Linked DNA regions of Mus musculus: region 1 is linked to region 2. Evidence: chromatin loops called from intact Hi-C (ENCODE). Cell type or tissue: left cerebral cortex. All regions are shown on one strand. Region 1 overlaps St3gal3 (ST3 beta-galactoside alpha-2,3-sialyltransferase 3). Region 2 overlaps St3gal3 (ST3 beta-galactoside alpha-2,3-sialyltransferase 3).

Region 1 (4,000 bases), 83 kb after region 2:
TTAGCAGCCAGGTGAAGCTCTCTCCTGAGTGTGTCTGTGAGAGATGAAGGGTCGGGTTAGATGTGGGGAGGTGAGGACCAGTCCAAACCGGGATTGCAGAAGAAGGGAGTACAGGTACTCTAGAACAGAGAGACGACCACAGTGCTAGACGTAGCGCAGAAGGGGAAGTGTGCCTTAGAGACCCTTCCTCTGGGGCTGTGGTTTGAACAGGCTTTGCTCCCGCTGAAGCTCAGGCTGGCGTTCAGTCCCCACAGTGAGGCACTAGAGAGCGTGCGAATGGACGCAACTGTAGTGGTAGAGCCACTGACTGCGATTAGGGCCGGAGGGCGACATCAGGACGGAGCCCTATGAGTATAGCTCATGCGAACAACTCCCACCACGCAACCCCCTGCACAGCTTCAGGACTCTGCCAGCAAAAAGGCTGTCTCACTGGACATGGACCAGAACCAAAAGCCGAAGGAAACCTTTATCATTTACTCATTCTGTGGTGCTAAGTTAATAGCCAAGGGACAATGAAACTAGACACCTGTACCTAGCAGTTAGCCAACCAGTGGCCTCAAGAGCAGGTTCAGGTAAATTACTAAGCACGAAAGCCATGCAATCTCAAATGCTATGGAGGGGAAATGAAGAGTGGGGAGGGCGGATCTGGACTTTCTAGCTGTGGATTAAGACGCGCTTAGGAGAGACAGGTGCAACACGCTCCTGGGTGTGTCTATGGCAATGACTACATCATGAGGACTCTGACCTATGAGTGGATTAATTCCTAGATCGCGCCAAAATATGCTGCATGGTTGCATGGTTATTAGGAGGTGGTAACAGAAAAAGGCAGGGCTATTGGAGGAAGAGGTCACTGGTACCTGTCCTTGGCCTGTATCTGGCCCTGTTCCCTCACTGTATTTCCTTGCTGCCTGTTCACCATGAAGAAGCTCTTGTGTCCCCCTGCCCCCACAACCATGATGTCCCAACCCTCGATGGGCCCAGTAATATGGAGCCAAGTGATCACAGACAGAATCTTGTGAAACCGGGAGCCAAGATAAATCATTCCTTTTGAGTGGTTTATGGCAGGCATTCTGTCCCGGGGACAAGAATAGCCATTAGTGCAGAGTGAACACGTACCCTCCAAGTTCAATTAACAAAATCTGTGGTGACTATCGCCACGCACTGCAGATGGCCCAACTGAAGGCCTGGGGCAACCCACAAGTATAAAGGTTTAAACATGGGGAAGCCGTCCATGTATTCAGTTGTTGGTCAACTCTGAGTGGGCACCCAGGAAACTTAACCAGTCACCCAGCTGAAAATGGATTTCAGTTGGGAACTGGAAATCTTTCTCTGCAAATGACCAGTAAATATTTTAAACTTTGTCGGTTACATCAAATCTCTGTAGAAGATCCCACTTAGGTGATGGAGACATGGCTCCATCTTGTGAGAGAGTATACCAGTCTCGAGGACCCGAGTTCGATTCCTAACACCCACATGGGGTGACTCACAACAGTGGGTGAGTACAGCTCCAGGGTTCTACTGCCCTATGCTGGCTTCTGTGAGCACACATAAAGAGACGCAACATAAATAAAAATAGAAGACATCTTTTTAAAACTATAATGTCAGGAATAATAATTTTTAAAAAAAGGTTAAAAACAAATTGAGGAAAACTTTCGGAATATAGGACAGAAAGTTAGACACCTAGAATATGACATCTAGAATATGAGAACAAATAAGAAAAAAGTAGGGAAGAGGGGCTGGAGAGATGGCTCAGCGGTGCTCTTCCAGAGCTCCTGAGTTCAATTCCCAGCAACCACACAGTGGCTCACAAACATCTGTAATGGGATCTGATGCCCTCTTCTGGTGTGTCTGAAGACATACATAAAATAAATAAATCTCAAAAAAAAAAAGTTGGGTTAAAAAAATGTGAAAAGGGAAAAAATTTAAAGAAAGAATTCAATGAAAATTTCCTAGAACTACAGGGTCTGAGTTTTTTGTGATTTTTTTGTTTGTTTGTTTCTTTCTTTCTTTCTTTCTTTTTGCTTTATTTTAGCTTCGAAGGGTCTTTGGGGGCTGAGGAGATGGCTCAGTCAGTAAAATGCCTACCACACAAGCATGAAGACCTGCGTTTGGGTCCCTGGCACTCACGTAAGAGCGGGCTGGGTATAATGATGGAGACTGGGAGCCAGCCTGGGAGTCTCTCAGTTGGTCTGGTGGCCATTCTTGGTTGTCAACTCGGCTACATCTGGAACTAACTGAAACCCAAGTGGCCGGGCACACACACCTGTGAGGGATTTTTTTTTTCTTTCTTTTCTTTTTTGTTTTTCAAGACAGGGTTTCTCTGTGTAGCCCTGGCTGTCCTGGAACTTGCTCTGTAGAACAGGCTGGCCCCAAACTCAAGAGATCCTCCTGCCTCTGCCTTCTGATTGCTGGGACTAAAGGTGTGTACCTCCACTACCTGGAAGGCTTTTTTTCTTAATTAAATCATTTGAAGTGGGAAAACCCACTTTGAAAAAGTGTTTTATTTTATGTGTAAGGGTGTGTGCGTCTGTTTACGTGTCTCTGTGTCACATACATGCCTGGTGTCCAGAAAGGCCAGAAGAGAGCATCAGATCTCTTGGAACTGGAGTTACATATGGTTGTGAACCACCCATGAGGGTTCCGGGAATTGAACCTGGGTCCTCTAGAACAGCAGCTGGTGCTCTTAACTGCAGAGCCATCTCTTCATTCCTTTTGGCAAATCTCTTATCTCCAAAAATATTTACATTGTGATCCATAACAGGAGCAAAATTACAGTTGTGAACTAGCAATGAAAATCATTTTATGGGGGCTGGAGAGATGGCTCAGAGGTTAAGAGCACTGACTGCTCTCCTAGAGGTCCTGAGTTCAAATCCCAGCAACCACATGGTGGCTCAGAACCATCTGTAATGGGATCCGATGTCCTGTTCAGGTGTCTGAAGACAGCTACAGTGTATTCATCATATATACCAAATACATGAATAAAATCTTTTTTAAAAAAAAGAAAAGAAAAGAAAATCATTTTATGGCTGGGGGTCAGCACACCACGAGGAACTGTGTTACAGGGTCCCAGCATCAAGAAGGTTGAGAACCACTGCTGTAAGCATTCTAATCAATCCCTTCCTACCTATGTTAGACTCGATCTGTAAGCCCTGTTCCTCTAGTGAACCCTGGCTACACACAGTTATCCTATGGTTCAGCCATCCCACTGCTAGGCCAAGAGAAATGGGAATGTGCTGCACACATAAAAGCTTGTACATGGTGTCCACACATCCACACAAGCATTATTTCTGACAGCCAGAAACAGAAGAACCTATGCCGGTCGTGGTGGCGCACGCCTTTGATCCCAGCACTCGGGAGGCAGAGGCAGGCGGATTTCTGAGTTCGAGGCCAGCCTGGTCTATAGAATGAGTTCCAGGACAGCCAGGGCTACACAGAGAAACCCTGTCTCAAAAAAACAAAAAAAAAAAAAAACAAAAACAAAAAACAAAAAAAAAACCCAGAAGAACCAAAATATCCATTAGTGGGTCATGTGTGGATAAGTAAAATGTAGTCATTATCCCATTAAAAACGTCACTCAGCCACAGAAAGGCATGAAGTACTGGCATGTACTATACTGCGGATGAGCTCTGAAACACTACCCTAAGGGAAAAACAACTGGCAGAAGTTGTTTGAGTCCCTGCACTACATATGCAACTCCCAGAATAGGCAAGCCTGCAGAAACAAAGTATCTATGGTTAGGGCATGGGTCATAGGGCAGGAAATGGGTCATATTACACACACACAAACACACACACACACACACGCACACGCACACGCACACGCACACGCACACACAGAGACATACACAGTTTTCTCACCTAGCACGTTATTTTTTATGGAGGGTCATAATATAGATTGTTTCCACTTAAGTACTGTTCTGTCAGGTTGAGATGATTTTTGCCTGGATTGTTAAGCCTGTGTGCACTTTATATTCATTTAGGTCATACTATCTTCAAAGTAG
Region 2 (4,000 bases):
ACTGGTGAGATCGTCTCCCTTTCTCCTCCCTGGAAGGGATAGGATTCAGGGCCCTGGATAAGATAACCATGCACCCTACTGCTGAGCTACATCACTTTACCTCAATACCACATTCAATTTCTAGAACAGCGCTTAGCATATTGGAGATCCTGTGCATGGGACAAGGGCCTGTCATAGCCATAAACTACAGGGCTACAGCATTTGATTCCCATATCCACACCCAGCATCTTAAAGCTCCCCCATTCTCTGCTGCAATCTGCACCCCATGACTGTCAATCCAGGGCTAGAGACTTACTCTGGGTTCTTCTAGCCACACAACAGCTCCCCAAGACCTACACTGCCAACCCTGGCAGGGACACGTGTCCTAGAGGTGACCAAGTTCCAGCCTTCTTACTGGTTCACATGTGAACTCCTGGTCTTTGAAGTCTTATGATAGCATGTGAGATGCGGTGTCTCCCACGTTACAGCTAAGATCCTAGTTCTGATTCATATTTGTTCTCCCTCCCTCCTCCCCCCTCCCTCCCTCCTCCTCCCCTCCCTCCCTCCTCCTCCCCTCCCTCCCTCCTCTTCCCCTCCCTCCCTCCTCTTCCCCTCCCGCCCTCCTCCTCCCCCCCTCTTCCCCTCCCTCCTTCTCATACTGCTTTCGGCCTTGACCTCTCTGGAAGCCTTGTGCCTCTGTGACCACAAACCAACAATGATTCACCTGTTTCAAGTCCGTCACCCCTTTCTTAGCAGGTGTGTCTCCTCTCGACTGTAGGCTCTGTCAATATTAAAGTGGGGGGTAGGCTCTAAAAGCAATTGTTATCTGCCTCAATACTGACGGTACCCTCCTCCTTCCTCAAAAGGTGGGGCACAGGAAAGAGGTCTCCTTTTGAATACAGAAACTGGGAACGTGAAGGCAGATGTGCCCTGGAACCTGCTTTTCCCTGCCTGTTCCGGCTACTTATTCCTGCCTCTGTCCTAGGCTAGGTTACCTCTGATCACCGGAGTCCTCTGCAGAATCACAACTTCACAGGTGGCTTGCCCATTCCTCCACCTATACTTAGGAGTAGATGCCATCTTTTCAGCATCCTCCCCTGGAGACTCGCTTGCGGTTCTCACCTCCTTACATACCAAATCTGTAACTGACTCCACTGAGCTGGCCTTCAGTCTCAGCTTCCTTTTCTCTTTTCTTGTGAATGGGAAAGTAGTTAAAATCAGCCACCCCCATCCACACACCTGCACAGAAACTGTGAACGGGAAAAGTACACTCGGCGTGGTCTCTCATTGAGCCCAGTGTGGTCACGCTGGGTTCTCTAATCTGGATGACCCTTCAGACTATCTCTATGCTTCCATTAGACAGCCCACTGCTTGAAGCATCTGTGGCAATCTGAACTGGCCTTGTCTACTTCACAGGAACCTGCTGGAGCAATCTACCAGCTCCATAGCGCTGCTCACCCGCATCTCTACGGTACCCCTAACCGTTCATCTGAGCTGTAACTGTGGTCGACTTCCGTGACCCTTGGGTTCCTACTTGTTTCTCAACCCCTGAAACATCAGTCTCTTCAACTCCCTCCTCTCCATTCCTCTTTACTTTCCCCTGACACTTCCAGTTACAGAACCTTAACTGTACTTAACTCAGTTTTACGTATATGTCTTGTTTCTGTGCCATGTCTCTATTTGAGCATGCGCTCCAATGAAGGCAGGCTGCCTGTCAGATTCTCTCACAGCCAGCAGAGCCTGACACTTAATTGTCACCTGCTAAATACTTGATGAATGAATGGATGTGATGTGGGCTGCACATTACCGCCTACCTCCCCGGTTGCTGTAGAGAGGAAGCGGGATAAGGCGTAGGAAGTCTTGGCACGCCACATTGCTCAATAACTGGCAGTTCCTCCCGTTTCCCTTCCTCCCCTCCCAGTTTTGGTATCAGCCATTCCCTTCGTGCACAGGGAGTGCCAGGTCAGAGGCAGAGTTGACAGCAGCCCAGAGGGACTCCCTCAGCCTGAGGCTGGGCTCTGCCTGCTCCATGCACTGCTTCTCTGGCTGGGTATGAGCCATTTTGGAGTCTGGAGGCTCCAGAGTGACTGAGAACACTTGAGCCAGCCCTGTCCTCACAGCTTTGGATCTGAGGCCCAGGCCCAGCTCTCTCTCCTACAGACCTTATCGTAGTCGATGCCTTATTCTTAAAGGCTCTTGCGTGCGTGCATGCGGTGTCTGGCTGCATAGCCCCTGCCCTTTCCCCAGGGCTCTTGACAGGAATCTTCTTTATTTTTATTCATATGAGACAAGGTCGCATGGATCCCAGGCTGGCCTTGAATTCAACATGCACACTCATGTGTGTGTAGGTGAACGCGCTTATAAAAGTCAGAGGAGGACTGGGCAGCTTGCCTTGTCAGCCTGCCTTATTTCTCTGAGATAAAGTCTTTATTCCACCCAGTCTGGGATCTGCAGCCTCCAATAAAACTGGAGTCAGCAGGTGTGTGTGCAGCTGTGCCTGGCTTTTGCCATGGATGCTGGAATCTGAACCCAGATCCCCATAGTTCTGCTGGACTGGCCCATCTCTCTAGCTCCTGCCTTGAATTTCTTCTGATCCCCCTTCCACCACCTCCCGGGTGCTTCCCCCATTCCCAGGTTCCATACCTAATTTTGTTTTTTAATTTTTAATTAATTAATTATTTTTGGATAGGGTCTTACTATGTAGCTCTCTGGTCAGGGCAGGCTTCAATTCACAGATCCACCTCCCTTTGGCTGAGTGCTGGGATTAAAGGCATGGGTCACTAATTGGCCTTCCAAGCCTAGTTTCCTGCTGTGCTGGGAACTGAATTTAGAGCTCTATGCATGCTAGGCAGGCATCCTACCAACTAAACTACATCCTCAGGCCTTTGACCAGGGCTTTTCTGGGACCTCCAGGTTATTGTCATGTACTTTGGGCATACTTTATTCCAAAGAAAGCAAGAAGACACCATCCACCAGAGAATGTGGCTGCGCCACGTGTAGGGAGGGTCTTGGGACTAACCAAGGATGCTCTGAGTTGCCCCAGGAAAGTCTCCTGCATTCTTCATGGTGTCATCAACAAATACCTCACTCTACGTGTCTAATCCTGTCACATGGACATGGCTCCAGAGTGGCAGACTTGGTCTGGGCCCACAACGTACATGGGATCATCCACATGTATGATGGAATCGTCATACATGCTTAGAGAACAGGCTCGTGGCGTAGGGACAGATTGCAGCTGAGTGGTTTGGTGCTTCTCTAGCACATATGAGGACCTGGGTTCAACTCCCACCACTGGAAAAAAAGGCTCTGGTCAGTGTGCTGGTCAGCTTGAATTATCAACTTGACACACCTAGAATGCCTGGACTCAATGAACTATTGTGTATGTTGGTTTGGCCTATGGGCATGTCTGTGGGGACTGTCTTAATTAAGATAACTGATACTATGGGAAGACCCGGCCCACTGTGGGTGGCACCATTTCCTAGCCAGGGAATTCCTGGACCATATGAGAGTGAAGCAATCAAGCTAAGAATATGCAAGCATGCAAGGAGGCATGACACATCCATTCTCTCTCTGCTCTTGAGCAGCTCCATCAAGTTCCTGATGCCTTGACTCTCCATATAGTGGATCGTAAGCAGGAGCTAAAGTAAGCCCTTTATTCCCCAGTTTGCTTTTTGTCAGGGTATTTTATCTCAACAACAGACATGAAACTAAGAGAGTCAGTGTGATGTGATCACTAAAAAGTGGCCTACTTGGAGCATTTGGCTATTATGGAGAAAGTCTTCTGTCAGGCCACCCCTGGAGGAAGCACACACTCTACTTGTGGGGTTCCCTAAAGGGAGTGGAAATCGATGGACCTGACTCAGGAGAGGTCCACCAGGTTGGAAACCTGCTCCTGCGAATGCCTCATGAGGGCAGAGACCTGAAATCGTGTGACCACCAGCTCCAAATCTCTGGGGAAATAGTGCAGAAGAGAGGCTTCATTCACTGGGTGCCTCTGGAAGGCACGGTGAGGACCACAGGG

The links. Peaks named below come from ENCODE experiments on the same cell type or tissue, not always from the same donor. Only the 100,000 strongest peaks of a DNase experiment are listed, where the experiment ranks them.
Region 1: it touches region 2 in a loop (1.9-fold over the local background); 3 of 42 quality-filtered maps call a loop at or near these places.

What each region holds. Positions count from the first base shown.
Region 1 is chr4:118,064,157-118,068,156 of GRCm38, forward strand. All of the region lies in intron 2 of St3gal3 (ST3 beta-galactoside alpha-2,3-sialyltransferase 3), which reads right to left. Among named protein-coding and RNA genes, the nearest start is that of St3gal3, 69 kb to the right of the region's middle. In left cerebral cortex, a CTCF peak has its summit at 1,858 (motif pointing left); no DNase peak of the experiment used is centred here.
Region 2 is chr4:117,981,030-117,985,029 of GRCm38, forward strand. All of the region lies in intron 5 of St3gal3 (ST3 beta-galactoside alpha-2,3-sialyltransferase 3), which reads right to left. All of the region lies in intron 1 of 9530034E10Rik (RIKEN cDNA 9530034E10 gene), which reads left to right. Among named protein-coding and RNA genes, the nearest start is that of 9530034E10Rik, 8.0 kb to the left of the region's middle. In left cerebral cortex, no CTCF peak of the experiment used is centred here; DNase peaks (open chromatin) are centred at 1,846 and 2,338.